2 separate regions of the Homo sapiens genome follow, and region 2 is linked to region 1. Evidence: chromatin loops called from intact Hi-C (ENCODE). Cell type or tissue: IMR-90. All regions are shown on one strand. Links, peaks and the distances in the headings refer to the core of each region. The heading gives the core; the rest is flanking DNA. Region 1 overlaps CUX1 (cut like homeobox 1). Region 2 overlaps CUX1 (cut like homeobox 1).

Region 1 (16,272 bases), core at 4,489-12,488:
AGGCACATGAAAAGATGCTCAATGCCAATACTCATTAGGGAAATGCAAATCAAAACCACAATGAGATACCACAACATCCACTGGGATGACTAGCATCAAAAAGACATATAATGGGGCCGGCTGCGGTGGCTCACGCCTATAATCCCAGCACTTTAGGAGGCCGAGGCGGGCAGATCACCTGAGGTCAGGAGTTCGAGACCAGCCTGGCCAACATGGTGAAACCCTGTCTCCACTAAAAATACAAAAAAATTAGCTGGGCATGGTGGCACGTGCCTGTAATCCCAGCTACTCAGGAGGCCGAGGCAGGAGAATCGCTTGAACCTGCGAGGCAGAGGTTGCACTGAGCCGAGATCACACTACCGCATTCCAGCCTGGGCAAGAGAGCGAGACCCTGTCTCCCAAAAAAAAGATGATACTAAGTGTTAGAAAGGATGTCGAGAAACTGAACTGGAACCCTCCTACATTGCTGACAGAAATGTAAAATTACACAGCCACCTTGGAAAACAGTTTGGCCATTCCTCAAAATGTTAAAAATAGAGTTACCCTATTACTCAGCAATTCTACTCCTAGGTAGGCAAGAAAGACAAAAGTGTTTACCTGCACAAAAACTTATGTATATGGATGTTCATAGAAGCATTATTCATAATAGCCAAAAAGTGGGGAAACAAAACTCCAAATGGCCATCAGCTGATAATTGGATAAATAAAACATGGGACATCCATACAATGGAATATTATTCAGCCATAAAAAGAATGAAAGCAAGTACTGGTATATGCTACAGCATAGATGAATATCGAAACCATGGTTAAGTAAAAGAAGCCGGGAACAAAAAACTAATATATTATTTGATCTCATTGATATGAAATGTTAAGAATGGCCAAATCTACAGAGACATGGGGGGAATGGCCAAATCTACAGAAGGGGGATTCATGGTTGCCAAGGGTTGGGGTTGGGATAAATGAGGAGTGACCACTAATGGGTATTACGTTTCTTTCTTTCTTTTTAGATGGAGTCTCACTCTGTTACCCAGGCTGGAGTGCAGTGGTGCAATCTCGGCTTACTGCAACCTCTGCCTCCCAGGTTCAAGTGATTCTCCTGCCTCAGTCTCCTGAGTAGCTGGGATTACAGGCGCCCACCACCACGCTTGGCTAATTTTTTTGTACTTCGTTTTTTTAGTAGAGACGGGGTTTCGCCATGTTGGCCAGGCTGTTCTCAAACTCCTGACCTCAAGTGACCTGCCTGACTTGGCCTCCCAAAGTGCTGGGATTACAGATGTGAGCCACCGCGCCCGGCCAGTATGAGGTTTCTTTTTGAGCTGACGAAAATGTTCTGGAATTAGGGTGATGGCTGCATGACTTGGTGAATACACTAAAAGTCATTTAATTGTAAAAAGAAAAGCAAAGCGAAAACAAAGTTGACAGTGAAAAGTAGGTCTTCCTCCCATCCACATCCACCTGTCATCCAGCTGCCTGGTCTGGAGGTAAAGATAGTCTTGGGCATCCTCCCAGAGGTATTTATGCATTTACAAGCACCTATAGACATGCACTGTGTTCCTTTTTTTTTTTTTTTGAGACAGAGTCTCGCTCTGTCACCCAGGCTGGAGTGCAGAGGCACGATCTTGGCTCACTGCAACCTCTGCCTCCCAGGTTCAAACGATTCTGCTGCCTCTGATTTTCCTACCCTAAGTAGCTGGGACTACAGTTGCGCACCATCATGCCTGGCTAATTTTCTGTATTTTGGTAAAGACGGGCTTTCAACATGTTGGCCAGGCTGGTCTCAAACTCCTGAGCTCAGGTGATACGCCCGCGTCAGTCTCTCAAAGTGTTGGGATTACAGGCATGAGCCACTGCGCCCGGCCCTATTTTTTTTTTTTTCAAACACAAATGATAGTCTATTAGATGCTGCTCTACATCCTGTGTTTTGCAAACTTAGGGCAAGTTTTAAAGAAGACAAAGATCATCTTTATTCGTGGTGGGAGGCAGAAGGCTTCAGTGGGGAGAGGAGGGCTATTCAAAGACACAGAGACGTGTTCAAACAAAGTGGCCTGCTCAGAGAAGGGCAGGGACCTGCCGTGCCTTGGAGCAGAGGAGGTGACTGGGGATACGTGAGGTGAGGAGGCAGGCAGGGGCCAGCCTGTGGAGGGAGGTGCAAGGGACCACGCCCGGGGTGGGGGCAGCTTATGCTGAAGGGGAATCCCTGAGGATGTCAATCAGGGTGGGAAATGAAGCGATCACTCAGGACAGGATGGCAACTGGTGGTAGACAGACCAGACCAGGAAAGAGAGGGAGAAAGCCAACTGCTGGGAAGGAGGGAGCTGATTCCAGCGAGGTTAGGGAAATAGAATTCACAGGGTCTTAGCAGGGAGTGGTGGCATGTGCCCATAGTCCCAGCTACTCGAGAGGTTGAGGCGGGAGGATCACTTGAGCCCGGGAATTTGAGGCTGCAGTGAGCTATGATCACACAAATGCACTCCAGCCTGGGCAGCAGAGCGAGAGCCCAACACAACAGTAAATAATAATAATAATAATAATAATAATAAAAAGAATTCACAGGGTCTAATACTGAACATAGCTTCTCCCAGAGTTCTGGCCAGGGCAACTAGGGGCTGGTTACCTCTCCCGAAATGGGGCATACGCAGGTGCCTGTGTTTACATGGGAAATGAAGATTATTAGTTAGCGAGGTACCCACAGTGGGAGCCCCAGGGAGGCCTGGCGTTGGATGACGGGCCCAGGCCAGAGGCAAAAATTTGGAACCACCAGCCCCAAACGGCCCAGATGAGGTTACTCTGGAGTGTGGATGGGACAGAGATACAGGGAAAGCCCCAGAAGGTTAAATCCTGGGGACTACGGCTATTGAAGAAGTTAAAGGACCTAGAGGATCCTATAATCAATAACTAGCTACCAGCTCCCATCCAGCACTGCTTTTATGCCATCATCTTTAAACATGTGCATATAACGTCGCTGCTCTGCGAGAGAGATTTCCTGTTATATGGATGGGACAGAGAAGCGGACATGAGATATTCAAGGTCACGCTGGCAAATGATGATGTCAGGATTCAAATCCAGATCTGACTCCAAGATCAGTGATTTGTCAGTTTGGTTTTCTCCGCTCCTTTAAGCAGGAACCCAGGAGAAAATTCAGGAGACGGTGTGAAAAGGGAAGCAGTGTCTACACCCCGGGAGTCTGCTCCTATCAGGGGGGTGTTCTGGTCCACAGTGGCAGCTCCTCAGTAGGGACGGCAGGAATGCTCCCAGCCAGATTCCTGAGCCCTCCTCGTGCCTGCGCTGGGACAAGACTGTTCCTAGAGCGGCAGCCCTTATCTGCTGATGTGTGCTCTGTGGGGATGCCTGGTCCCACATCTCAGGGCCAGACTTGCTCTCCTAAGTCCCCAAACATCAAGGGGCTCCCTGAAAAGCAAAGCTTTTTCCCAGGGCAGGCCTGCGGTCATTCCTCCCACAGCCCTAGGAACCAGTTTCTCTCCCTTCCTATGTACCCATGGATCATTTCATGGGTTTCCGTTTTTCTTTTTTTGTTTTTGTTTTTTTTGGTAGAGATGGGATCTCACTATGTTGCCCCAGCTGGACTCAAACTCCTGGGCTCAAGTGATCCTCCTGCCTCGGCCTCTCCATCACACCTGGGATTACAGGTGTGAGCCACCGCATCCAACTGGTTTCTCTTTTCTTGTTATGCTGGAAGACAGTGTAATCTCACAGGTTCCCCCTCTTCTCCTACTTCTAAATCAATTATAAGACACTCTTCAGGCTTTACAGAATAAGCATGGGCTTCGGAGTTCGACATCAGAGTCCAAGTTTCAGCTCAAGGCTGACAAGCTCCAAGGAAGTTACTTGATCTCTCTGGGCCCATTTACTCCTCTCCCCTCCGGGCTGAGCTGCTGTGCAGATGAAATGGCAGAACGGAACGAAGCTTCTGGCACGCAGCTGTTGCTGAAGGGATGCTCTTCTCAGCCTCCTTCATCTGCCCAAAGGGCTGCGCTGAGTCTGCTGTATTTCAGAGGAAATTTCTCCGAGTGAGTCTCTATTTCTTACTATCAGTGAACCATGGCAGGCCTTTCCCAGCTCCTGCCCCCAGTACTGTGTCCCCCTAGGTCCTTGTAGGTGGTCCAAGAAAAGAGGCAGGGGACAAGGCCAAAGAACAGCAGCAAAGCAGGGGAGGCCTATTCCATCCCCCAGCGAGGAAGGATCTCGGTGACCGCTGGCCCACCTGGCTGGACTTAGAAGGCTCAGGAAGTTTATACTTAGAGGGGAACAGATGAAACAGACATGGAGCTCATGTTTGTTTGTTTGTTTTTTTGAGATAGAGTCTCGCTCTGTCACCCAGGCTGAAACAGTCAACATTAACGATTTTATGTCAAATTCCCTTTATTTATTTATTTTTGAGATGGAGTCTCGCTCTGTTGCCCAGGCTGGAGTGCAGTGGCGCAATCTCAGTTCATGGCAACCTCTGCCTCCCAGGTTCAAGTGATTCCCCTGCCTCAGCCTCTCGAGTAGCTGGGATGACAGGCGTGTGCCACCATGCATAGCTAATTTTTGTATTTTTAGTAGAGACGGGGTTTCACCATGCTGGCCAGGCTGGTCTCAAACTCCTGACCTCAGGTAATCCACCCGCCTTGGCCTCCCAAATTGCTGGGATTACAGGCATGAGCCATTGTGCCCAGCTGATTTTTTTTTGAAAATTTGATTAATAGTGGTCATGTGCCCTTACGTGTGTGTGAAAGAGTGGAATGAATATTAGACCGAGTTCAAACACCTGGGTTCTAACACTACCACGCCTTCCAACCGAGTGACCCTGTTCGGTCTATTTCTGACCTCACAGGGCTGTGTCCATGAGGCTTTTCTGTGCAGGTGGCTGGACAAGTGTGTGACCCCATCAGGTGGGGGACACTCATTGGAGGTGGTGGGAATACAGTGGCACGAGGGTGGCATTTGCCCGGGCATAACAAGTTTCAAGGGAGCCAAAGATTTCAGGACAGGACCAGGAGAGGGTGGAGGGGAGGAGAGGCTGGAGCCTGGAGCTGGGAGTCCCTGCCTTGCCCCTTGGACTGTCTGCTACCCCTCCTGTTGGTAACTCAGAATGATGATGATGCCCCCAGCACAGGGTGGTGTCGAAGGGTGAGCGACATCATGGAAATGGTGCTTTGTAGACGTAAAATGCTGTGCAAAATATTATTAGCAAAGGGAGTTGTGACACAACTGGAAAAAGACTGGGGGAGGGACGAGACATGGAATACTCCACATCCAGCAACAAACTCCTCAGGGCTCTCAGCTGTTATCAAACTGCATCCTATGCTCCCTCCTCAGAACCACACACAGGAACGTGGGCTTCCTTTGGCCATGTGGTCCTTGGTGTCAGTTTCATTTAAAGAACGACTGCATTAAATTGATGGAACTTTAGTAAAACCTAATTAACATCCATATTGAGTTTTTCCAAGGGAAGGGAGATCTGCAGAAAATAAAATACCCTAGAAATTTAAATTCCACGATAGTCAAATAAATACTGTATGACTGAGCATTACAAGTTGGATGATTTTACTCCAGGAGACGAAAATGAGTAAGAGTCAATCTATTCTTACAGACACATACTGCTTTCTAATCATCCATCCATCCATCCATCCCTCCCTCCCTCCCTACCTCTAGACTAATCATCCATCCATCCCTCTATCCAGTTATCCATCCATCCATCTCTCCCTCCCTCCTTCCCTCCCTCCCTCCATCTCTCCCTTCATCCATCCATAGCTCTATCCTATCACCCATCCATCTATCCCTTTATCCAATCATCCAGCCATCCATCCCTCTATCCAATCATCTATCCATCCATCCTTCTATCCAATCATCCATCCATCTATCCCCTATTCACCCTCCCTCCATGCAATCAACCATCTATCCATTCCCATTTATCTAACAAATCATCCATCCACCCACACACCCACCATCCACCCATTCATCCACCAATCCATCCACCCATCCACCATCACTTAACAGAGCGCCAAGCACTGTGCCACATGGGGATACAGATCTTGCTAAACTGTTAAGCTTCATGAAGGCAACGGCTACATTCATTCACCTACCACCACTAACCAGGGTCTAGTTCTGGTCTAGCCTGGCATACATGCTCCACAAATATTTAATGAATCAATGAATGAACAGACCTTCCCTGAGAAGCTCTTGGTCTGGAAGGGGACAGGGTTACAGCCCTGTCATGAGCAAGGTAGGGGAGCATCCTGGGGGTGGGAACACTAGATGAGCAACAAGATCGCTTTGGCGACTCTCCCAGTGTGGCCTCCCTGACAAAGAATGCACTTCGCAAGCTGTCAAGAACAGAAGTGAGCTGGGTGTGGTGGCTCATGCCTGTAATCCCAACACTTTGGGAGGCCTTTGTGGGAGGACTGCTTGAGGCCAGGAGTTCAAGACCGTCTTGGGCAACGTAGCAAGCCCTCATCTCTTCAAAAAAAAAATGCAAAAATTAGCTGGGTGTAGTGGTGTGTACCTGTAGTCCCAGCCACTCAGGAGGCTGAGGCTGGAGGGCTGCTTGAGCCCAGGAGGTCCAGGCTGCAGTGAGCTGTGATCGTGCAACTGCACTCCAGCCTGGGTGACAGAGTGAGACTGTCTCAAAAAAAAAAAAAAAAAAAAAAAAAAATCCAAACCAAACCAAAACAGAACAGGAGTGAAATGGGGGCTGGGCACAGTGGCTTACGCCTGTAATCCCAGCAGTTAGGGAGACTGAGGCAGGTGGATCACTTGAAGTGAGGAGTTCGAGACCAGCCTGGCTAACGTGACGAAACCCTGTCTCTACTAAACATATAAAAATTAGCCAGGTGTGGTGGTGCGTGCCTGTAATCCCAGCTACTTCAGAGGCTGAGGCAGGAGAATCACTTGAACCTGGGAGGCGGAGGTGGCAGTGAGCTGCAATCGCATCCCTACACTCCAGCCTGGGTGACAAAGCAAGAGTCCATCTCCAAAAACGGGAAGTGAATTGGGTAAGTCCTGGGGTTTCCCGGGGTGCCAGCTCTGTCCCGACTCCCATAGGGGCTGACATTGGTCTATCACAAGGGACCTCAATTTCCTTACCTGCAACCCACTGGTCTCTTCAGCCTCAGGTTTTGAGTCAACTTTGCCACAATATCATTTTCCTAAGTCATTCTGGGGTTCTTAGAGCTTCCTCTTGTGCATTTCAACTCAGTTCAGCTCAATTCAACAAACATTTCCCAGGCACCTACTACATCCCAGGCACTGGGAGATTCAGAAACCCCATGCACCCTTCCTTGGCAACCTGAACCCCAAGGCCAGAGCCCCATGTTCAGGAGCCATGTACGCAGCTGGGTCCCTGGAGCGGGTCCCCTGGCGGAGATGCCAAATGACAGCTGGGAAGGCCCACTCTGCCCGAGTTCGAGCTGTAAACATCCAAGAAATCTACCAGCAGTTACCGAGAGGATGTTAAAAATAATTATCCACTGAAAATATTAGATTTGCTCTGGATTGTTCATTACATACAATGGTTTAATAGGACTTTTATTGAATAGCTGCAGAGCTCTGGGCCGAAATCAATTTGCCCTCCACGTGGAATTTTGATGTCTGCTGTTGACTTGTACAACATGGAGCAATTTGTAATCGCTCCAGCTTGCCGTTGTTTTCAAAGCTCCTGCTATATCACAAGCATTTATTTCTGACCACAAAATTACATTTATTCAACAGAAAGCAGCTCCGGGTCTTTAAGAGGTTAACTTCTGGAGTGCTTGGCTGCGCTCCAGCCCACATCGGAGGGGGCGCGCGGGCGCAGTGGCACCCGGCAGTGGCGGCAGCGCCGGGCGGGCGGCCGTGATTAATAGACTGCTGAGAGCGCCCCTTTCCACAGGCGCACGGCTCCTGCCCCGGCTTCCATAGATCATGGACTTAGCCTCAACATATCTGACTGAAATTGAATTTGGCTTCTCTCTCAACTGTTCATTTCCTATGTTATGCAAGGTTAGATCCCTTTCTGCATGAGCAGAACCAAACCAGCTGCAGCTTTGGAGGAGAAAATGTGCTTTCAATTATGCAGCTGGCCTGGATGTTGAGCCGCAGTCCGACGGGTCCCTAATTGAGCCATCATGGCGCGAACTTACAGGGAGACACTGTGTGTGTCAGGCTTGCGGGTTTTGCCATAAGATAATGACAGTACAGCAGCCACATCACCACAGTGACCACCACGGCTAACACCACTGTCACCTCCACCACTGCAGAAGGCCCAAGAGCCTGCGGACAGACATACTGGCTGAGAAGTCAGTTCCCCAGCAAAGGTCCAGGGCAGCAGGCTGTGTTAGGGTCCCTGGGAAGCCTCCCTGTATCTTCCAGCCAGAACGCATCATCCTGTCCCCAGAGTGCCTGGTCTGCTCCACAGTCGCCTGTCTGGCCACAAACCCAAAGAAGACCCTGACAACCCCTCCCTACTCCCAGCAGGGCACTGACCTATTTTGCTTGTGGGCGTCTAGGAACCAAAGTAGATGCTCGCACATCACACTCAATAAGTACTCATTAACAAGGAGAAGGCGAGAAGCAGGGGGAAATTCAGCTAAGAATGTTTTATGTAACCACTTCCATAAGGCAAAGAATAGATAAAGCATCTAAGACAAGATACGGGCCCTCAAAGCATGTACAATCTTAAGAGCAGGCTGGAAAGAGGGGAAAAGTTAATGCAATAACAAGAAAACAGGCACCCTGTTTAGAAAATGGGCTAAGGTGGCCGGGCGCAGTGGCTCACACCTGTAATCCCGGCACTTTGGGAGGCCAAGGCAGGCAGATCACCTGAGGTCAGGAGTTCGAGACCAGCCTGGACAACATAGTGAAACCCCATCTCTACTAAAAATACAAAAATTTGCTGGGTGTGGTGGCACACACCTGTAACCCCAGCTACTTGGGAGGCTGAGGCAGGAGAATCGCTGGAACCTAGGAGGTGGAGGTTGCAGTGAGCCAAGATGGCACCACTGCACTCCAGCCTCTCCAGCCTGGGCGACAGAGCAAGACTCTTTCCAAAAAAAACAAAAAAACGGAAAATGGGCTAAGGATCTCAAAAGAAAACACATAAGGCCTGGCGCAGTGGCTCACGTAATCCCAAAAACTTTGGGAGGCCAAGACAGGAGGATCACCTGAGGCCAGGAGTTCAAGGCTACAGTGAGCCATGATCGCACCACCGCACGCCAGTCTGCACAACAGAGTGAGACCCTGTCTCTCTCTAAAAAAAGACATGCAAACGGCTGACAGGTATATGAAAAGCTGCTCAACATCTTTAATCATCTGGAAAATTTGACTCAAAACCACGATGAGGTATCACCTGATACCTGTTAGAAGGGCTATTACCAAAAAGACACACGAGTGCTAGTGAGACATGGAGAAATGGGCATCTTTGTACACTGTTGGTGGGAATGTAAATTGGTACAGCCATTATGGGAAACAGTACGGAGGTTCCCCCCAAAATTAATACGATCCAGCAACACCACAAAGGGATTGAAATCAGTATTGTTAAGAGTTATCTGCACACTCATGTATACTGCGGCACTATTTACAATAGAAAGATATGGAAACAGACTAAGCATCCAACAACAAATACATGGGTAATAAACATGTGATTTTCTATACACACGGTCATCCCTTGGTACACGCAGGAGATTGGTGCTAGGACCCCCTGCGTGTACCAAAATCTGCACATACTCAAGGTCCCCCAGTCCTTGAAAAGGGTAAAAGTTTTACTTAAGCAAGAAAAGTAGGTTTTCTTTTCCAAGGTACAGCATGGTGACTATAGTTAATAATCTTGTAATCATATATATGACATTTGCTAAGGCAGTAGATCTCAAGTGTTCTCAACACACACACACACACACACACACACACACACACACACACACACACAGTGAGCTAATGGGTATGTTGTCAGATTGTGGAAATCACTTCGTAATGTATGCATGTATCAAAACATCACATTGGGCTGGGTGTGGTGGATCACGCCTGTAATCCCACCACTTTGGGAGAATGAGGTGGGAGGATCGCTTGAGGTCAGGAGTTCAAGACCAGCCTAGCCAACGTGGCAAAACCTCGTCTCTACAAAAAATAAAAAAATTAGCCAGGCGTGGTGGCACACGTCCACAGTCCCTGCTAATCAGGAGGCTGAGGCTTGAACCCAGGAGGTGGAGGTTGCAGTGAGCTGAGACTGTGCTGCTGGAGTTCAAGACCAGCCTGGGCAACGCAGCCAGACTTCGGCTTTACTAAAATCGAAAAAATATAAAATTAGCCTGGCCAGGAGCCTATAGTCCTAACTGCTTGGGAGGCTGAAGCAGGAAGATTGCTTGAGCCCGGGAGGTCAAGGCTGCAGTGAGCCCTGATTATGCCACTGCACTCCAGCCTGGGTGACAGAGGGAGATCCTGTCTCAAAAAATAAAAACCCCAAACCATCACATTATACACTATAAATATATACAACTTTTCTTTGTTAATGATACTTTAATAGAGCTGAGGATAAAAAAAGAGGGAAAAAGTTAGAAATAGGTTGAGATGGTCAGGAAAATGATCAAAGGAGATAGACTTTTCGGTTCAGCCCTAAAGGATGGAAATGAGTTTTATAGGTAGGGAACAGCAAAAGGGTCTTAACAATAACAGAGCCTTCAGGAAATCAAAAAGTATGTTCAGGTGACTCATAATACACAGGCCAGTTCGGCCAGAGTAGAAGTCCAGGACTTTGAAGCTGGAAAAATATTTCAAAGGCAAGTCATGGAGCTTCTAACATGCCAATCTAAGAAGACTGAGTGGGCAGAGAGAGTCACAGAACTTGTTACCAGGAGAAAGAGCTCTTTCAGGGAACCGAGCCCAGTGGTTCCTACAACTAGCAGTGCATGAGCATCAGAGGTGGGCTTTGAAAAATGACAGATTCTAAGGTTCCACCCCAGGCCTTCTACACCGGAATGTCAGGGTAGGAGCCTGGGGAGCTGTATTTCTGGAAACATGTGAGCAATTCTCATAGGGCCAGTGCAGCACTGGTCCAACCCAGCAGCAGCTTTGGGAGCCACTGATCTGGTCCAACCTTCTCTAATCCTATTTCACCCATGATGCTTAATGCAGTATTTAGGCAAGTACTGGTAAGATGGGGACAGAAACAGGTACAAAGACACATACACACACACACACACTCACACACTCACTCACACTCACACACACATCCTCCCTTCTACATTTTAGAAGCATAAGGCCTTGGTAAGCAAACTATAAGGGCAGAATGTCTTTAGGCTCAAAACCAAAAGGGAGAGATAGCGCCAAATCCTAACCACTAGGCGGATCACCTGAGCTAGGAGTTTGACACCAGCCTGGCCAACATGGCAAAATCCCGTCTCTACTAAAAATACAAAAAATTAGCCAGGCATAGTGGTGTGCACCTGTAGTCCCAGCTACTTGGGAGGCTGAGGCAGGAGAATCGCTTGAACCCGGGAGGTGGAGGTTGCAGTGAGCCGAGATCATCCACTGCACTCCAGCCTGGGTGACAGAACAAGACTCCATCTCAAAAAAAAAAAAAAAAAAAATCAAAAGGGAGATATAAATGAAGCCCTATTAGAGATGAGAAGAGGAAGAATCTGTTTCTGGCTGGGTATTTTGGGAAGACTTGGAGGATCTGGCATTTAGAAGGATGGATAAGGCAAGGGCATGGTGGCTCATGCTTGTAATCTCAGCATTTCGGGAGGCCAAGGCGGGTTGATCACTTGAGGCCAGGAGTTCAAGACCAGCCTGAACAACATGGTAAAACCCCATCTCTTCTAATAATACAAAATTAGCCGGACATGGTGGCGCACACCTGAAATCCCAGCTACTCAGGAGGCTAAGGCAGGAGAATCGCTTGAACCCAGGAAGCAGAGATTATGGTGAGCCACTGCACTCCAGCCTGGGTGACACAGAGAGACTCTATTTCAAAAAAAAAAAAAAAAAAAAAAAAAAAGAATGGATAAGAGGTGACAATCTCCCTGGCAGGTGGTCGTCCAAGCAATTCTCCTGTTTCAACCTCCCAAGTAGCTGGTGCCACCACCATGCCTGGCTAATTTTTTTATTTTTGTTTTTTTTTTGTATTTTTAGTAGAGACAGGGTTTCACTATGTTGGCCAGGCTGGTCTTGAACTCCTGACCTTGTGATCCACCCGCCTCAGCCTCCCAAAGTGCTGGTATTACAGGCATGAGCCACTGTGCCCAGCCAGCTCATCCCATTTTTGAACAGATTTACATTGCTGGAGAATGTCCTTTTCGGTTCTGCTAGCGATAGTCAACCAAAGTACTGCTCCAGTGAGTCTCATGAGGTTTCAGAGCTACGGAGCTCCTTGGGGGAGGATCTGGGTAACCCACTCGTTTTACAGATGAGCAAAGTCGGGCAGAAAGAGGCCCCGAGACTCACCCAAGGTCACAGAGGTGGTGGGCGGCAGCGCCTGGACTGGCTCCCTGTGAAATGCTCTTTGGAGCGAACCACATGGACGCCCTGGCTTTATTTAGCAATGGCCTTTAGATCTGAATGCTTAAATATGTTACAGCTCAACAGATATGGGCTGCAAGATGGGCAGCAGACTCGTAGTCACTTTTAACTCATTCATAGACTGCTGTAGTTCACCCAACTTTATTTCCCCAATTATTTGATTAGAATCTGTCAAATCATCCTGCCGGTGCCCATGGGGAATTTGCTTTCTACTGTACGTCTTTGAAAGGGCCTAGTTCAAAGGGGAGACCAAAGGGTCCCTACAAAGAGACTTAAGGGTTCTGCCTACAAGGCCCTGGCATGACCCGGGCCCTACTAACTTCCTTGGTATTGCTCCCTGCCAGGCAAGCCCATCCCTGCAGAGCCCTGGCACTCACTGCCCCCATCTTCCTGCTGCTCTTTCCCAGCTCTGAGTGTGGCTGGTTCTCCTTGCTTCTTTCCTCTGATGTTCCGTCATCCTCCCTGGAGAGGCCTCCCTGGATGACTGAAGAAGTCACTACCACCTCTTCCCGCTCTACCCCAAGACCCAGTGTGTCTCCCTCGCAGTGCCTGGCGCCATCTAACATTGCCTTTTGTGTTTATCATCAGTTTCCCTTCATTAGAATAGCAGGATCCTAGTTGACTGTATTCAATGAGACATCTTTAGCAACTGTTTGGCCCATAGCTGGAAGCAGGAGGCTCCCGAAAAGGTTGCGTTGAATGAAGACCAGAGAGTAAAACCCAGCCTCCGAGAGCACGTCCTGCATGCAGCTCTGAACGTGGCCAGCGCGCTGCATGTAAGGGAGACATTCAGCACAAAGGGAAGTTTCAGATCATTCCTTGGTCCCTCCCTCAGGCCATGTCAGCAGGTGATACTGTGATGAAATTCACAGTTAACCTGGGCTCCACTCCTTCCAACGATGCAGATCGTGGTTGTAGCAAAGCGCATGGACACAGTTATGGATGTACACGAGACAATGCACCAAGCTCCAGAATTTGTCTAGGAGGGGCTGGTTAGAAGGGAAGGGGGCTTCAGGCAGGGTTTGCAGAGCACTGTATGCAAGATGAACATCAATCTTTTTTTTTTTTTTTTTTTGAAATAGAGACAGGGTCTCGCTCTGTTGCCCAGACTGGAGTGCAACAGTGTGATCATAGGTTACTGCAGCCTCAACCTCCTGGGCTCAAATGATCCTCCCAAATCAGCCTCCCAAGTAGCTGGGACTACAGGTGTATGATACCGCACTTGGCTAACGTTTGCATTTTTTTGTAGAGATGGAGTTTCACTACGTTGCCAAGGCTGGTCTGGAGCTCCCAGGCTCAAGTGAGCCGCCTGTCTCGGCCTCTCAAAGTGTCAGTCAAAGACTGGAAAGGTTGGCTGAGATCAGGGAGGGGCTGAAGGCACTGCTTCCTCCCCGCTCAAGCAGTATCAGAGCACACCAACCTTAGCACTTCTGGGATGCCAGACGGCCCCAGGATCGAGGCCAGTCCTGCCATTATGACCTGTGTGACTTGGAATCCTCTCTCGGGTTTAGTCCTTTTATCTGTAAGATGAGGACGATGCTTCCATCCACCCATCCAATAAACACTTATTTAGTGCTCGTGAAGGAGAGGCCCTGGGTATACAGAGCTCGTAACTTTCAGCAAATAAATCCATATGCTTTTCTTTATTAATCTTTTGTTACAACAAAGTTTTATCATATTCTTTTTCCTGTTGATGGCCGGCTGGGTTGTTTTCATATGTTAACTATTTTCAAAATTTCTGAACTGGTTTTCCAGGGCAAATAAGTTTATTTATCTATTTAATTTTCTTTTAAAATAGGGTCTGGCTCTGTCTCCTAGGCTGGGGTGCAGTGTTGCTATCAAAGCCTCCAACTCCCAGGCTCAAGTGATCCTCCTGCCTCAGCCTCCTGAGTAGCTGGGACTACAGGCATGTGCCACCATGCTTGGGTAACTTTTTAAATTTTTTTGTCAAGATGGAGGTCTCACTATGTTGCTCAGCTGGTCTCAAACTTCTGGGCTCAAGCGCCACTCCCACCTCTGCCTGCCAAAGTACTAGGATGACAGGCATGAGCCACCGCACCCGCCATGCTTGTTTCTTTAGCGTATATATTTAGGAGTGAAACTGCCGCGTCAAGGTACAGGTGAGTCTTTATCACCAGATGCCAAATTGGCTTTCAAAAAGTTTAAATCAACTTATGCTCCTAACTTGACTTTTTAATTTTAGCCAACTTGGTCAGGAGGAATAACTTGCAGATGAGTTATTTTAATCTGCATATCCCTGGTTATTATGCAACCTAGACATCTTTTCATATAGCTACTGACCATTCCAATGTTCTGACAATTATGCTCATGACTTGTACTCATTTCCTTACTGGGTTTCTCCCCCCATTGACATGCGAGCATTTTGAATATCTTGTGAACATTGTTAATTACAGGTGTGACAACTACCTCTTCCAGATTTGTAAATCATGGCCAAGGTTACCCCACATACAACGGTGGGATGCACAGCCCTAGACAGTATGCTTCACATTCTGGATGTCTGAATCTATCACGGTAAACACTGAGGTAAGTATGAATCTTTATTATGGCAAGTTTCCAACAGGTGATGTGAAAAGTATTGAGAACGGCAAACCTTTTTTCTAGTTCACATGAACATACCATGGAGCTAGCAGTGTACTGGCCTTATCTTTCTGCTTTTTTTTTTTTTGAGACAGAGTCTCACTCTGTCGCCCAGGCTGGACTGCAATGCTTTCAGCTCACTGCAGCCTCCACCTCCCAGGTTCAAGCAACTCTCGTGCCTCAGTCTCCCGAGTAGCTGAGACTACAGGCATGTGCCACCATGCCCAGCTAAGTTTTGTATTTTCAGCAGAGATAGGGTTTCACCATGTTGCCCAGACTGGTCTCAAACTCCTGACATCAAGTGATCCGCCTGCCTCAGCCTCCCAAAGTGCTGAGATTACAGGCATGAGCCACCACACCCGGCCATGTTTCCACTTTCTTTAGGGTATCTTTCCATGAAAAAAGCTCCTATTTAAAAATTTTAAGGTAGTTTACTGCAACAATCTCTTTTATGGTTTTCTGTTTAAGAAATTCTACCCAGCCCAGGGCCGGGCGTGGTGGCTCACACCTGTAATCCCAGCATTTTGGGAAGCCGAGGTGGGTGGATCACATGAGGTTGGGAGTTCGAGACCAGCCTGACCAACACAGAGAAACCCTGTCTCTACTAAAAATACAAAATTAGCTGGGCGTGGTGGCGCATGCTTGTAATCCCAGCTACTCTGGAGGCTGAGGCAGGAGAATCACTTGAACCCGGGAGGCAGAGGTTGTGGTGAGCCAAGATCGTGCCATTGCATTCCAGCCTGGGCAACAAGAACAAAACTCCGTCTCAAAAAAAAAAAAAAAGAAAAGAAAAGAAAGAAATTCTACCCAGCCCAAAGTCATCATCTTTTATATTTTATTCTATAAAGTTTAAAGCTTTGATCTAAGACTCTCCTTGTAATTTGTGTTTCCACACGGTGTAAGGTAGGGCTCCAACTCTAGTTAATTGTTTGCCTGTCTGTTTGAGACAGGATCTTGCTCTGTCAGCCAGGCTGTAGTGCAGTGGCACGCGATCAACAGCTCACTGAAGTCTCCAACTTGTGGGCTCAAGCAATCATCCCACCTCAGCCTTCCAAGTGGCTGGGACTACAGGCGTGTGCCATCACACCCAGCTAATTTTTGTAAGTTTTTGTACAGACAGGGTTTCACCATGTTGCCCAGGTTAGTCTCTAACACGAGGGCTCAAGGGAACTGCTTGCTTCAGCCT
Region 2 (16,272 bases), core at 2,983-10,982, 120 kb after region 1:
CCTTTAAAATCATGCTCAACAAAGTTGTTTGCTGAGAAGAGGCAGAGAGTGCTTTTCTGTGCTGAAGTTATTATTAAATCCTACACAGAATGACGTTCTCCATTCAGAATGCATTTCAGTTGAGGTTATTGACCAGAAAGACAAGTTATGGGCTACTCTCAAAGAATAGCTTCAAAAAAGAAAGTCCAGCAGCAAACATTTCCACTCTATGAACAGTGAAACTAATGCAAAAGGAGAGAAAATTACTCTCTAGACACATATGGAAGAAGGCAAGTTTTAATTTTACTGTATCTGTTCAAGTCCGCAGTAGAAACTAGGGTCTACCCTAGGCTTTAATAATTTTTTTAAGTGTTCGTTTATAGCTTTATTTTATTTTTATTTATTTTGAGACGGAGTCTCACTCTGTAGCCTAGGCTGGAGTGCAGTGGCACGATCTTGGCTTACTGCAACCCCCATCTCCTGGGTTCAAGCGATTCTCCTGCCTCAAACTCCTGAGCTCAAGTGATCCGCCAGCCTCAGCCTCCCAAAGTGCTGGGATTCTAGGTGTGAGCCACTGCCCTCCGTCACATTTATAACTTTAAAGTCCATTTGTGGCCGGGTGCAGTGGCTCACGCCTGTAATCTCAGCACTTTGGGAGGCCGAGGCGGGTGGATCACGAGGTCAGGAGATCGAGACCATCCCGGCTAAAACGGTGAAACCCCGTCTCTACTAAAAATACAAAAAATTAGCCGGGCGTAGTGGCGGGCGCCTGTAGTCCCAGCTACTTGGGAGGCTGAGGCAGGAGAATGGCATGAACCCGGGAGGCGGAGCTTGCAGTGAGCCGAGATCGCGCCCCTGCACTCCAGCCTGGGTGACAGAGCGAGACTCCGTCTCAAAAAAAAAAAAAGTCCATTTGTGAGGCCGGGTGTGGTGGCTCACACCTAGAATCCCAGCACTTTGGGAGGCCGAGGCGGGCAGATCACAAGGTCAGGAATTTGAGACCAACCTGGCCAACATAGTGAAACCCCATCTAAAAATACAAAAATTAGCCAGGCGTGGTGGCAGGTGCCTGTAGTCCCAGCTACTTGGGAGGTTGAGGCAGGAGAATCACTTGAACCTGGGAGGCAGAGGTTGCAGTGAGCCAAGATCGCGCCACTGCACTCCAGCCTGGGTGACAGAGGGAGACTCCATCTCAAAAAAAAAAAAAGAAAAAAGAAAAAAAAAAGGCCATTTGTGAACACAATTTCTCAAAAGAGTAGATTTTGGTAACATGAACACAATAAGCCATTTATTGACCTTCTACTTGGTGCCTGGGTTGTTCTGAATCCCTATAAGAGTTCATCCAGCCCATAATGACTCCGAGGTCGTTATCATTCCTATTTTTTGAGATAAGAAAATAGAGGCTTAGACGTGATAGAACGCAGCATGTTTTTGACTAAAATTCCAGGGCACATGAATCTAATGACAGTGCTTCCCTTTTGACAGTTATTAAACTCTCAGATAATGCGTCTTTTATACTTAAAATAGCCCTGTAAAAACGGCTGGACACATGAAGGAAGCGACACATGGCTCTCAGGAAGGAAAGGGGATGCCGGCCTTGTTGACGTTTCAGCAAGGGGCGGGGGCAGACAGACAAAGCGGCCGTCCTGAGATGCTCCCGGAAGGAAAGCAGGGCCTGCGGGGTCTTCAGATGCCACCCGCCGCCCCTGGGCCAAGCCCCGCAACAGCTCTGACCACTTCCAGTGACAAGGAACAGAGCAACTGGGAGATTAGCTCCTCGTTAATTACCTAAGAATTGCCTAAGAATTAATTACCGAAGAATTACCTAAGAATTTCTGGGCCTTTGGCCCAGAAAACAAACAAACAAAATAAGGTCTCTTTGAAACTCCACAATTCATTGACTAATTTTGTGTGTGTGTTTTTGTTTTTTTTGAAGATAGGGTCTTGCTCTGCCGCCCAGGCTGGGGTGCAGTGACGCAATCATAGCTCACTGCAGTCTTGAACTCCTGGGCTCAAGGGATCCTCCTACCTCAGCCTCCTGAATTACAGGTATGCACCACCACGCCCGGCTAATTTCTTCATTTTTTTGTAGAGATGGGGTCTCGCTATGTTGCCCCAGCTGGTCTCAAACTCCTGGTCTCAAGCAGTCCTCCCACCTCAGCCTCCAAAGTGCTGGGATTACAGAAATGAGCTACCGCACTTGGCCAACTGAATTTTCTAATGCCCAGATTAAATAGCATCCCTGGTCTTAGAAAGCAGAGAGACTGAATCTGACGCTTCAAAGTAAGTGAGTGGTTACAGCCAAGATGATCAGGGCTTTACATGGAAGAAATGTGGGGGACTCCACTGCTAACAGCTTGCCAAAATTAATCAATGGTTATTTCAAAATTTGCACTAAAGCCTCCGTGTGTGTGTGTGTGTGTGTGTGTGTGTGTTGTGTTGACAGGTGATACAAAAAGTCATTTTGCATTCTTAAGATCAAAACACGTTCTCTGACTCCCCAAAGTACCTTCGCCCATCCTTGATCACTCACTGCCATCTTGTTCTGTCTGAGCTCTTACCGCCACCTGAAATTATCTTGTGCATCATTTGTTTACTTGGCCACTGCCAGATCTCTGTGAGATCTGGAATCTTCTCCCTCCATCCCTGCTGTATCTGACTGCCCCTGGCCCTAGAAAAGGGCTCAGGACTACTTGTAAAAGAAAGCAAGGAAGGAAAGAAGAGAGGAGGGTGTTTGTTGAGCACCTACTATATGCTCTGTGCATCTGAATTCATTTCACCTCCTGGGTGAAATGGGATAGCACCAATTCTTCCTGCTTATACATAAGGGGACCAAGTCTTAGAACAGTTTTTGACCTTGCTCAAGGTCACTGCACGTCACCACTTACTAGTTATGCGTTCTACTCCTGGCCTGAGACTGGACATTCAGCCTCCAGGACCCCTTGAAGTAGGCAGGGTATGTTTTTTGCAGACGAAGAAACTGGGGTTAAGTTTCTGTCACAGTGCCATGGAGGTCACAATACTATTAATGCTGTTGGAGCAAATGAAACCAGGGCTTGACTAGCATTCAATGTCCCTGGGCCCAGGCAACCTCCTCTTCCCTACAGGCCCCTGCTGGTGCCCTCCAGACCATGCGGCAAAGTCTTGCTGGGATGTAGGGGGATAATGCAGCCACCTTCCCTGACTGGGGCCCGAATTAGGTTCAAATTGCCTTCATTACTGGTCCCACTCAAGGCACCTCTTCTCCCCTAGAGACCCAAAAGAAAGAAAATAATGTCTTGGGTTGATAAACTGGCTTAAAGGGTTTAATTGGTAACAGTTAAAAGTTCACTTTTAATTTTTAAACTTTTTCTAGTTAAAGGCTTATTATAACTTAACAGTAGGTGATTCTAGAATGATTAAACACACAAGTTGATTACTGGGGTTTTCTCATTTTGCCAAATCCTGGAGTAGACTTTTTAAAACCAAACTGCCCCCTGCAAAAATGAAAATTCACAAGATACTTTTCTGTGGGGAGTTTCTTTAGAGGATGAGAGAACAACTGAATAAGAAATCTCTTCGGGGGTTTCTGACACCCCCATGAAGAGAGGAATTCTTTTTTAATTTAGTTTAGGTTTTTTGTTTGTTTGTTTGTTTGTTTGTTTTGAGACGGGGGTTATAACTCTGTCACCCACATTGGAGTGCAGTGGTGCAATCATGGCTCACTGAAGCCTCAATCTCCTGCTAGACTCAAGCGACCCTCCTACCTCAGCCTTCTGAGTAGCTGGGACCATAGGTACGCACCACCACTCCCAGCTAATATTTCTATTTTTCTGTAGGGGTGAGGTCTCACTATATTGCCCAGGCTGGTCTCCAACTCCTGAGCAAAAGCAATCCATCTGCCTCAGCCTCCCAAAGTGCTGGGATTATAAGCGTGAGCTACTGCACCTGGCTGAATTTTTTTTTTAAATAACAGCTTTATTGATGTATAATTTATATACCATACAACTCACCCATTTAAAGTACACAGTTCAGTGGCATTTGGCATATTCAAAGTTGTGCAAGTATCACCACTGTCTTATTCTAGGACATTTTTATATTCCAAAAAGAAACCTCATACCAACTATCAGTCATTCCTCATTCCTCTATCCCCTCACCCCTGGGGGTTTCTATCTCTATAGAAATCTACTTTTGGCCAGGCACTGTGCCTCATGCCTGTAATCCCAACACTTTAGGAGGCCGAGGCAGGTGGATCATTTGAGGCCAGGAGTTTGAGACCAACCTGGCCAACATGGTGAAACCCCATCTCTATGAAAAATACAAAAAAATTATCTGGGCACAGTGGCACATGCCTGTAGTCCCAGCTATTTGGGAGGCTGAGGCAGGAGAATTGCTGGAGCCTGGGAGGCAGAGGTTTCAGTGAGCCGAGATCGAGCCACTGTACTCCAACCCGGGTGACGGAGTGGAATTCTAGCTCAAAAAAAGGCCCCATTGTGTCACATCAGGGCTGTGGGCCTTCAATGAAGCCAACTCAATGGGCTCAACGTGATGAAAGGAAAATGAGGCTGGGCTTTTCACTTTTCTGTGTGCAGTGGTTTTAGGGTCTAATGAGGAGTAAAACAAGATTTGTTGATAACAGAGAAGAGTTGAGAGTCCAGTGGGTAACACTGACATATCAAGGAGTAGCCGATGATGCCTGGATGCTGTTTCATGTTTAGAAAGCATCAAAGGCCAGGTGTGGTGGCTCACGCCGGTAATCCCAACATTTTGGGAGGCTGAGGTGGGAGGATCGCTTGAGCCCAGGAGTTCGAGATCAGCCCGGGCAACAAAGTGAGACCCCCATCTCTACAAAAAATAAAAAATAAAAAAAAATAACCAGGTGTGGTGGTGCACGCCTGTAGTCCCAGCTACTCGGGAGGCTGAGGTGGGAGGATCATTTGAGGCTGGGAGGTTGAGGCTGCAGTGAGCTGAGATCATGCCACTGCTCTCCAGCCTGGGCCACAGAGCAAGACCCTGTCTCCAAAAAGAAAAAAAAAAAAAAGGAAAAAAGTAATTGGGATGATATGTGACTTTGCTAAATCCTCACGTCAATGCCAAGATGGGGTTACAACGATCACCCTCACTTCACCACCTGACTCGCCCAGGGTCCTGGGGGGTGTGCAGGGCCATGGAGCCCTGGTGACTATCTCAGGGCAGCCTGTGCACCACGTGTCCACTGGAGTCGCAACTTTATTTTTAAGTGACTCTCTTTTTCCAGGCTGAGTCACTCTGGTGGTGTCTATATAAAGGCTGTCGAGGCAGTGACTAAATGCGTTTGGGCCCAGGCCACAACTATATATTACTACCCTCCACTCCCTCACCCATCCTGCTAGCTCCTTTTCTCACCGAGAGTGAAAAACGAATCATAAAAGTTCACAGCATCTTCCCATCCTCTGTCCTCCTCCCCATGGCAGAGATAGCATCAGGTGCGTGGCTTCCTGGCTTACCCCGCACACAGTGCATCCTGATCAATAAAAAGGAGGGACCTCCTCCCCTCACCGTGCCTGCCAGGGTCGGGAAGGAATCCACAAATCTAGCCAATTTCAACGATGGTAAAAGATTCCTTTCCAAGTCCTATCTCAAGACAACTCCCAAGCCTGAATTTTTACAACTGCTACCCGGGAACACAGAAATCAGAGAAATGCGCCAGGCCGGCGTAGAAGGGGCAGAGGAAGATGTTGGCACCCAGGAAAGGAAAAGAAAGTGGATGGGCAGTTCTGTGAGCAGCACAGGGTGCTCCCTGTTGCAAGGTGGGCATGCTGAGCCAGGCGTCTCCGACAGTCAGGGCTGCCGCCGCAGCCAACAAGAGCCAGGATGGAGACCTGGGTGTGACATCATGTGCATCTGAGCAGGACAGGTGTAGAAAGCACAGACACAGACTGTGAGCACCGCAGACCAGGCATCGTTGGGATTAACGTTCCAGAGATCAAGAAATGTAGAGGCAAAAATACATCAGGGCAAAAATGACCAGTGACGGCCCCTGAGCCGCAGCTCGGCTCTCCTCCCAGAGCAACGGGGTCTGTTTTAGAGGAGACAAAAATTAACTGAGCAAAGTCCTGCAGACAGACACCCAAGAAGCGTTCTGGAGTAGGACTGGGCCGACTGACGTCACCAGGATGAGGGCTGGGGATGGTTTCATGATAAAATCACAGCATCTCAGGAATGTGGTTCTCCTCCTCTCTTTTCTCCCATCAGAGAAGGTTCCTCCCATATTGAAAAGAAGCAGAACAAAACCCAAAACCATCCCTGAGCTCTTTCTGGAAGCAAGCCTAACACAGACGACCATTTATTGGAGAGTTGAGCATCACATTCAAATAGCAGAGCCCTGAAGCCAGGCCGATGTCGCAGGAGCACTGGGGGTTTCTCCAGGGAGGACCCCACGCTGGGTTACCTGGTCTCCAAACTGTCCAGCCACTCTCCATCCACTAACTCCCTACAGCCAGGCCAGTGAGCCGGGGCTGCAGGTCAGACATGCTGCAGACCTCCCGTAACCTCGCCTCCAGAAGAACTCTGGAATCACACACGCGGGAAATCGGAGTTTGACCGCGATCAAAGCCATGGAAAAGCAAACGGCAAACGGAAAAGCTAAGAGACACTTTCTGGGGTTTGCGAGAGCTAGGCTTTCAGCCTCCACTGCTCACATACATGATTCTAACACCACCAGGCTTCCAGATAGCTGCTGCTGCTCCCTCCTGACATGCTGTGGCCAGCCCAGTGCAGAGGTGCTGCCCCTGCTGCCAGCCCGTGGAGCCCCTTGTCACATCAGGTGGCCTTGCTCCTTCACCCATCTCCCACTCCCCAGCACCCAGCCCAAGGCCAGGCACACCCTGTCCCTGCCCAGCGGTCAGGCCTTGGTACTCATCTGTCACCCACCCCAAAGCTCTAGAATCCCCCCTCCTCCCTCCTTCATCCCCTTCCACCCCAGGACACAAGGAGGAGAAGGAGAGTAGAGGTGACCCACTGGTTCTCCTGGAATGGTGAGCTGAAACTGGGACTATGGGCCCAGAGAACTGGTGTTCTAAACTAAGGCTGCATGGATGAGTGTCTGGGAGCCCCCCAGAAACTGCAAACGTGCATTTCCCAGGTGCGTAGGTCCTCAACTTTCATGGATATTTTAAAGGTTAAGAACCAAGGCTCAAAAAGCAGAACTGTTTATCTATAAAAAGGGTTACTGAGCCATATGTGGCTTATCCAGAGAACTTTATCACCACTGACATAAGAGTGTTTCTGTGGGGAAAGTCTACAGTCAGAAGATTCCAGTCATTCTATCCTAGCACTTAACACGCTCTGCCATTGGGTTCTATTTGCTTACTAAGAAAGATAAGAAACTTTTTAAAGAATGGAGATAGGGTTTTATTCCCAGGGCCAAACTGTCTGGCACATGGAAGGTGTTCAATAAATATTTGTAAGATGATTAATTGTTATTACAAACCAATTTTTTTTTTTTGAGACAGGATCTCACTTTGTTGCCCAGGCTGGAGTGCAGTGGTATGATCATGGCTCACTGCAGCCTCAACCTCCTGGGCTCAAGCCATCCTCCCACCTCGGCCTCCCAAGTAGCTGGGACTACAAGTGTACACCACCATCCTGGCTAATCTTTTGATTTTTTTGTAGAGATGGAATCTCACTATGTTGCCCAGGATGGTCTCAAACTCCTGGTCTGAAGCGATCCTCCCACCTCAGCCTCCCAAAGCACTGGGATTACAGGCGTAAGCCACTGTGTCTGGCCACAAACCAACTTTTGAAACACTTTAAGCTGAAACTACCTATATTTGTTGTTATTTTTTTTTTAAAGTTGCCCGAGCTAAGGCCGGGTGTGGTGACTCATGCCACTTGGCACTTCGGGAGGCCGAGGCGGGTGGATCACCTGAAGTCAGGAGTTCAAGACCAGCCTGGCCAACATGGTGGAACTCCGTCTCTACTAAAAATACAAAAAATTAGCCGGGCATGGTGACGGGTACGTGTAATTCCAGCTACTCAGAAGGCTAAGGCAAGACAATCACTTGAACCTGGGAGGTGGAGGTTGCAGTGAGCAGAGATGGCGCCACTGCAGTCCAGCCTGGGTATCAAGAGTGAAACTCCGCCTCATAAATAAGTAAATAAATAAATAAATAAATAAATAAAATAAAATAAAACATAGAAATTCCCCAAGCTAGCTCTGAGGAACAGAAATCCACTGTATCTCATGAGTTACACGGTGAGTATTCCCAGGTTAATGCTAATAACGAACATAAGCTAAACTCTAGGGACAGGCCTGTGCGCAGCCCTTCTCGTACAGGCACATGGGTACGTACACACACATATGTGCACACAGCAACCCTGCGAGCGGGGCCCTGTTGTTACATTATTTATAGATGACAGAACTGGGGCTTTGGGAGGTATCTGCCCCAAGACGCACAGCTACTAAGTATGTCGCCTTAAGTAAGAAATACAAAAATCAGAGCTGGGCGCAGTGGCTCACACCTGTAATCCCGACACTTTGGGAAGCCAAGGTGGGTGATTTAGCTTGAGCCCAGGAGTCTGACACCAGCCTGGGCAACAAAGTGAGACCCGGTCTCTTCAAAACATAAAATTAGCAGGGTGTGGTGGCACGCACCTATAGTCCCAGCTACTCTGGAGGCTATAAGGAGAGGATCGCCTGAGCTCAGGACATCGAGGCCACAGTAAGCTATGATTGTGCCACTATATTCCAAAAAAAACAAAAATATAGAAAGCAATATACCCTAGAAACACTCCACCGCCTATTATGTTCCACGATTGATTCTTAATTCAATAGGGAATGGATGTTCAGTTAGAACATTTAAAAATGTTTTTCTTTCAAAGGGACTCTTTTTGTAGATTCAAAGAAAACGTATACAATTTTATCTGCAGAGTAACTGCAATCTTCTGCAAATTAACTACAATTTCTGGATTAAAAAGACACAATATCATATGATGGCAAATATATTAATCTAATGATATAAAACTGAAACTTTAAAAAACTAATTCTAAACAGAAAACCTTCAACTGGGCGCAGTGGCTCGTGCCTGTAATCCTAGCACTTTGGGAGGCCAAAGTGGGAGGACCCTGCTTGAGCGCAGGAGTTTGAGACTAGCCTGGGCAACAGCAAAAGGCTCTGTTTCTACAGAAAATTTAAAAACTACGGCCAGGCGCGGTGGCTTACACCTGTAATCCCAGCATTTTGGGAGGCTGAGGCGGGTGGATCACAAGGTCAGGAGTTCAAGACCAGCCTGGGCAACATGGTGAAACCTCACCTCTACTAAAAATACAAAAAAATTAGCTGGGTGTGGTGGCGCATGCCTGTAATCCCAGCTACTCGGGAGGCTGAGGCAGAAGAACTGCTTGAACACAGAAGGTGGAAGTTGCAGTGAGCCAAGATCGTGCTACTGCACTCCAGCCTGGGCAACAGAGCAAGACACTTGAAGAAAAAAAAAAAAACACATAAAAATAAAATAAAATAAAATATACTAGCCAGGCACTGTGGTGCCACGTTCCTGTAATCCCAGCTACTCGGGACACTGAGACGGAGGGATCACTTGAGCCCAGGAGTTGGAGGCTGTAGTGAGCTGTGATCGTGCCGCTGCGCTCCAGCCTGGGTGACAGAGCAGGATCCTGTCCCCAGAAAAACCCTTCAAGGCTCCAGCCATCCTGGCGCTCACCTCCTGATGTTCCTGTGGCTTCTCCCGCCTGTCAGAGTCCCAGCCACCACACAGCACCCCTCCCTGGCCACCTCCCCGTCACAGCCCACCTTTTCCCTCCTGGACTAGAGCTTTTCCCAGTGACATCTGGGAAGGGCCAGTCTAGAAGGTGAAATCTCCGATGGCAGACAAACTTTACTCCCCACTGAACCCTCGCGGGTGCCTAATCCTCCCTGTGGAACACATTAGACATTCATCAGACACCAGGAAACCTTTCCTTCTTTCCCAGAACAAAGAGAGACGTGGGCGTTTCCATCAAGATCAACACCCTTGGTGTCACACCAGCAGGAACACCACCAGCCCTGGCTCTGCCACGCTGTGCCCTGGAAGGTATGTTGCCATGGGGATCGTGGGCTGCATCCATAGGGAAGAGGATACCCTCCTCCCGGTAAGCCAGGCTGTCCTACCCAACGGGCGAAAGCTCTAAGCAAGCCTCGTTTCTACACATGCAACAACCCGACGTCACCTCCACGGTTAGTAATCAATCCTGCGGTGTGGCCAGAGGAGCAACCAGTGTCAGGGCAGTGGTGGCTCCTCAAGACTGAGACCCCAAACAAACGGTGACCCAGTGTCCCCTTGGGACACAGGCCAGGCACTGAGCTGAGGCTCCACACATGTGCTATCTACACACACACGTACTGTCACAGCTCCCCCCCCACACACACACACCTGCTGTCACAGGGAACAGCAGGGAACTCCGCCTCCTGCACACCCAGCACACTCCGGCCACAGCCCCCGACTCCCACCACTGTTCTGGTCTTATGTGGTTTCAACATTTCCAGCAGGAGGGCTGGGCGCGGTGGCTCATGCCTGTAATCCCAGCACTTTGGGAGGCCGAGGTGGGCGGATCACCTGAGGTCAGGAGTTCGAGACCAGCCTGGCCAACATAGTGAAATCTACTAAAAATACAAAAATTAGCTGGGTGTGGTGGTGGCATGTGCCTGTAATCCCAGCTACTTGGGAGGCTGAAGCAGGAGAATCACTTGAACCCAGGAGGCGGAGGTTGCAGTGAGCCGAGATTGTGACACTGCACTCCAACCTGAGCGATTGGGTGGTCCTCCAACCTGAGGGCAAGACTCTGTCTCAAAAAATAAAAAAAAAGTTACCAGCAGGAAGCTCTGGCTGCTGGCACAAGTGAAGTGGGTCTCGTCTTGGACTTTCCGCGTGGGCGCCCCACAGATTTCCAGGTTGGTCCTTGGATGAGAAAGTGCATAGGGCTGGCGGGGCAGGAGCCTGCAGCCAGCTCCCCTCTCCCCACCTCCCCAGGACCGCATGCTGCAGTGAGACCCTCGTTACTACAGCCAAAGATGAGGAAGTGGGCACCACCCTCCACCCACTGGCAGTGGCGGGGTCAGGGCCAAGCAGGTGGTGACCTTCCATCATCTGCCTCCCCTTCCTGGTGGGTTCTAGCCCCTTTCTCCATGAAGACAGAGTCTAAAAATGTGTCCTGAGAAGAAATGCCCCAAGTGGCAGGTACCTACCAGGCTGCCGCCTCCCCAAGCCTCTTCCATTTATTGGGATCAGAAGGAGATAAAAACGCCAAGTTTAAGGCCAGGTGTCTTTGAGTAACTAATGTGGAATTCGACACAAGGCACGATGGAGGGATAGGGCTCAGTGCAGTACAAGCGGCATTTATCAGCAGAGCATAAGGAACGGACAGGGTGACCGAAGGGGGACACGCTCCTCCTCCACTGTCACTAGGAGTTGGGGACTTCTGAGGAACACCCAGGAAGCCAGGCCTCTTAGGAACCTCATTCTCTGGCTGAATACACTCGTGTATTTATTGTCCGTGGCCTCTGAAGGATGGCCTTGCCCCTCTAAGATTTTCTGGGTTTTTTTGTTTCTTTGTTTGTTTTTAACCACAAAACGTTTTCTTTTTTCTTTTTACCTTTTATAACAGAGATGAGTCTTGTTATGTTGCCCAGGCTGGTCTTGAACTCCTGACCTCAAGTGATTGCTTGCCTCAGCCTTCCAAAGTGTTGAAATTATAGGCGTGAGCCACTGCGCCCAGCCAAACCTCTAAGATTTTCTATGGAAACCCTCAGACATATGGTCACCGAGGAAAGGGCAGTGACAATACAGAACGGTGGGTGACCACTAGCTACAGGAACGGCACTAAGAGGAGCTAGCACGATGGATGTGGCGGGGCTTGGGCTGGGGAAACTGAGTCAAGGACAAGCGCTCAGGAAACCGGAGTTCCAGGAAAGTCTGCTCTGAAGCCGCTGGAGGCAACAGAAGAAGGACGTTCTGTCCCCAGCTCTTTTTTTCCTCCTGTTTTTACTCATGGCAAGGCTGACATGGAGAATAGGGCCCCCCACTCCCCAACACTGGCAGAGAAGGCAGAAACCCCCAAGCACCAGTGACTCCCACCTGCATTTTTGGTCTCGTGAAACATGGAGTACCCACATTTAGGGGCAGCCGAGGCAAGCAGCGGGTGTGAGATTTGAACCCTTAGCTGGCTCTGTGGCCAAAGGCTGCCTTCTTTCTACTCTGCTACCAAGCTTTCTCCTAAAATATTTATTCTGAAGACAGAAGGTTATTAATTTGTTTTCCATAATGATTCATGCCAGCAGTCCCTTGACTAGCAAGCCTCTTTTGAAACATTTTAAATGAGTCCGCTTTTAAAAATGCAATTCACATATAATTTCCCAGCAATATTATGTAAGTAAGAGAGGGGCATCTCTCCTAGAAAGGAGCTTTGCCTCCAGGCATGTTCCTATGTCTTATATGGAGGAGCCAAGAGCTACGATACGGAGAAGATTCCCCAAGCCCGGAAGCCGGGCCGAAGCTGTGGGCTGCTGCGACCCCTTCCCATACAAGGGGAAGATGTAAGAGAGGCTGGGGTCCGAGCCCGCGGGATGAGCGCCATGGGGACCAAACTGGCAGATGTCACCCGGAAAGCCATTCCCGCGACTGCTCATCTGCCTGCAACACGCTTGGATGTTTTTTTTTTTTTCTTAGTAAGCCCCTGATAGGGTTGAAGGGAAGGAAGAAGGGGCCAGGAAACGAGCAGAAAAACGCCACCCCAGCAACTCAACACTGTCCCCCGATTGCACACTCACGAGAGAAAAAACAGGAGTATATAAAAAGCACATTTCCATTGCCCTTTACGGCATATTTCAAGAAACAGAGAGGCATTTAAAAGGCCTAGCAGGCGAAATGTCTGTTTTACAAGAAGCGTTAGGCGCACTGCTATGCCCAGATGCGTGCAGCCTTCAGACACTCCGCCTGCACCAGCAACAGGGAAGCAGGCCCCGCGGACCTTCCACCCCACAGGATCCCTTATGGACTTTGGTGGCTTGCTAACTGACATGGGACAGGGTCTGGGATGAGCTCGAGGGTCTGAGACACCCACACACCTGCCCACGTGTTCTTACAGACCAAGCTTGTCCAGTATCTGCACCTGGAATTGGCTCTGACTTTCATATTTCCAGACAACCTATCAATTTCCACATCCCCACAGCCTGCAGGATGGCATGCGTTCTGCTGGAAATGGGGCTGAAGACATCTGGGGAAAGAAACGGGTTGTTTGCCGGCCGTGCGTTCATCTGATGAAAATGAAACGCTCACGGAGCGTCGCCTGAACATGCACCAGCATTCTAAGATCCCTTCAAAGCGAACACGATGGTCACGCGCCTCACCTCTGGAGTGTTCTTCTTGAACTCCCGGCTCTGTTCGATAAGCCGCTTTCTGGACTGCTCACTTTCATCCTGCCGGTTCGCCAATACCGTTGCGGTGGCATCGAGTTCTCTCTGTTGGGGAAACAGGAAAGGAAAAGTGAGATTGTAATTGCACTGTGTACTAGAGGAGGGTCCTATTTGCATTTGACCAGAACACTGGGGGAGAGACCCCAGTGGCTCTAAGGAACATCAACTCATTGGCAGAGGAGGGGCTGGAGGGTGGCGGGAAGGCAGAGAAATGAACATTATCCCCCCATCCCACGTCCGTCCCATGTGAAGTGGTTGAGAAAACCAAGCTCGTTCAACATCATGGGTCGTGCCTCAATGTGCACGCCATAAATGACTCTGTTCCCATAACAGAATACACAGAAACATCTTTCTTGCTCCAGCCACAACTATCAGGCTAATGCCCAAAGCACCCGCCTCCCCAAGTTGCTCCACGCCTCTTCTTCCCAAGGGTTCCTTCCAGCCAGCCACTCTCCTGAGCTCTAGTCCTTCTGCTGATCTATCCCCTCCTCGGGGCATTCCGTGTGGCCGTCCTTCAATGCTGTGGGCCTGGGATCTCTGAGAGTAATACTTGGTTTGTATTCATTCAACAAATGTTTATGGTGAGCTCACTCTAGGCCAAGCATCATGTTCGAGACCATTAACCTATGATTAGTTTTCAAGAGGGACCTTTAAAAGGTAAATTCCAAGAATAATTATTTCCAACCACTTTTCAGAAATGAGGCACCATTGGCAGTTATTCTCAAATCACATTACTTGCGCGGGAACGCTGAGGACCACCAGGAGTGGGTTCCCCATGAGGGACCCGCTAGGGGGCTGAGGACTCTGGGCTCTGCTCCCCGCAACAAACCGATAATCAACGCGCCAGAGAACCTGTGCCCTGGCCTCAGAAATTCTGGGAAGAGCTGCCAAGAGGATCTGTTTCCAACAAGCCTGCAGCAGATGGCCCCAGAATGGTGTTCCAGGCTGACAGCAGGCGCCCAAGGACACACTGCTGTCGCCACCAAAAGGCCTGTTTTCCTGCCGAGTCGCTTTGGCAACTAAAGACACACAGCGGCCCGTTCTGCTGGGATCCAAGGTGGCTGCTCTAGCTGGCTTCTCACGGTTGGGACCATCACCCTGAGTCCAAGCAGAGCTGAACGGCGAGAAAAATCAAAGCTGAAGATTTATCCCCACGCCTCCAAGAAGCACACTAGAGCCTCTCCTTCTCCACCCCCCACCACCCAGCTCACCAAGTCCCACAGGCTTTCCTCCTTGGCGGAAGTTAACCAGCAAACCTACACGTTACAAGTTCTTGCTGGGAAATGCTTCCTTGGTACTACTACGGGGTGGGCCATGCCGGATGGGATGAAATCATGCTGTCAACTTACAAATCATGGACAGGCCGGGCGAGGTGGCTCACGCCTGTAATCCCAGCACTTTGGGAGGCCGAGGTGGGTGGATCACCCGAGGTCAGGAGTTTGAGACCAGCCTGGCCAACATGGAGAAACCCTGTCTGTACTAAAAATACAAAAATTAGCCAGGCATGGTGGTGGGCTCCTGTAATCCCAGCTACTCAGGAGGCTGAGGCAAGAGAATCGCTTGAACCGGGGAGGCAGAGGTTGCAGTGAGCCGAGATCACGCCACTGCACTCCAGCCTGGGCATGAGTGAGGTGTCCCAAGGGAAAAAAGAAAGAAAGAAGAAAGGAAGGAAGGAAGGAAGAAGGGAAGGAAGGAAGGAAGGAGGGAAGGACGGAGGGAGGGAAGGACGGAGGGAGGGAGGGAAAGAGGGAGGGAGGGAGGGAAAGAGGGAGGGAGGGAGGGAGGGAGGGAAGGAAGGAAGGAAGGAAGAAGGAAGGAATCGTAGACACTTTAAAAAGCAGGGGAGGAAAGAAAAAAAAACAACAACGACAATAAAACAACAAACCAGGCAATGAGGGGAAGATACCACCACACCACACTCTTCTCCCCTTAGTATTTCTGGCATTCAGGCACATCTTGGGCAAACAAGTCCTAAGGAATAACGTGGGCTAGAATTCAAGAACAGATGTCAAAGCTATTGCAGAAAAAAGGGAAACACTGAACATTTTGATAGACCACATTTGAAACACATCCCAGTTAAGGGAAGGCAGGGAAAAAAAAAAAAGAGCAACCGAAACCAATGTGGTGGAACGGGGGATACAGATAAGAGAGGAGCAGTCACAGCGAAGCAGAAGGCTCTTCAAAAATATAAACAATCTGGAGGGAGGAGGGCTTTGACATCTATATTTAAGCAGCAGCAGCCGAAGTTATAAAAGGAGCCTTCGAAAGAAGGCGGGGAAGAAAGCCAATATTGAAATATGACAAAAAAGAAAAAAAAAGAGTTGATGTTTCGTTCCAATCGCACACAGACGCAGAAAACTTAGGAGAAAAACAAAAAGAACATGACTGCTTTTGGCCGGGGGTCCCTACTTCCCCCACTGCATGGAAGCCTAGCAGGGTGGGGGTGCTGGGGGCGGTTACCCAATCGGTGGGCATCTACCGATGTCTTTGAGTTGGCAGGCGCTGGAGGTATGAAGGTGGGGTCCCAGCCCCGACCCCCAACTTCTCATCTAGTGGGTCAAGTGTGGGAAACGCTGGGGAAGATGCCAGATGAGCCGGGGGTCTGTGGGCCCCCTCCGTCCCCCTCGGTCCCCACCTGCCCCTCCCTGGGCTGATCTGTCAGAGAGCCTGCCTGGTGGAGGAGGAAACTGAAACAGGTGGCCCGGTGCAAGGTGAACCCACCTTGATCCCGGGGCTGCAGAGCCAGTGCGCCTGCGGCAACTTGCTGCTGGCAGTCGGGGACTCAACGGGGGTCTGCGGCCCTCCCTTCCCCGTGCCCGCAGACATATGCAGGTCGGCATGGGAAACCCACGGGGGTCTCCAAATTTAAC

The links. A loop is a pair of places that touch in the nucleus more often than their neighbours do. Peaks named below come from ENCODE experiments on the same cell type or tissue, not always from the same donor. Only the 100,000 strongest peaks of a DNase experiment are listed, where the experiment ranks them.
Region 2: it touches region 1 in a loop (2.0-fold over the local background); 2 of 110 quality-filtered maps call a loop at or near these places.

What each region holds. Positions count from the first base shown.
Region 1 is chr7:102,036,952-102,053,223 of GRCh38, reverse strand. The region is part of intron 3 of CUX1 (cut like homeobox 1); the gene reads right to left. Among named protein-coding and RNA genes, the nearest start is that of CUX1, 230 kb to the right of the region's middle. In IMR-90, for the core only: no CTCF peak of the experiment used is centred there; DNase peaks (open chromatin) are centred at 7,823 and 10,773; H3K27ac peaks cover 292 bases.
Region 2 is chr7:101,913,290-101,929,561 of GRCh38, reverse strand. CUX1 (cut like homeobox 1) reads right to left here. Exons shown (of 24, transcript NM_181552.4): 2 at 13,337-13,447. Among named protein-coding and RNA genes, the nearest start is that of CUX1, 100 kb to the right of the region's middle. In IMR-90, for the core only: no CTCF peak of the experiment used is centred there; DNase peaks (open chromatin) are centred at 5,231 and 7,271; H3K27ac peaks cover 743 bases.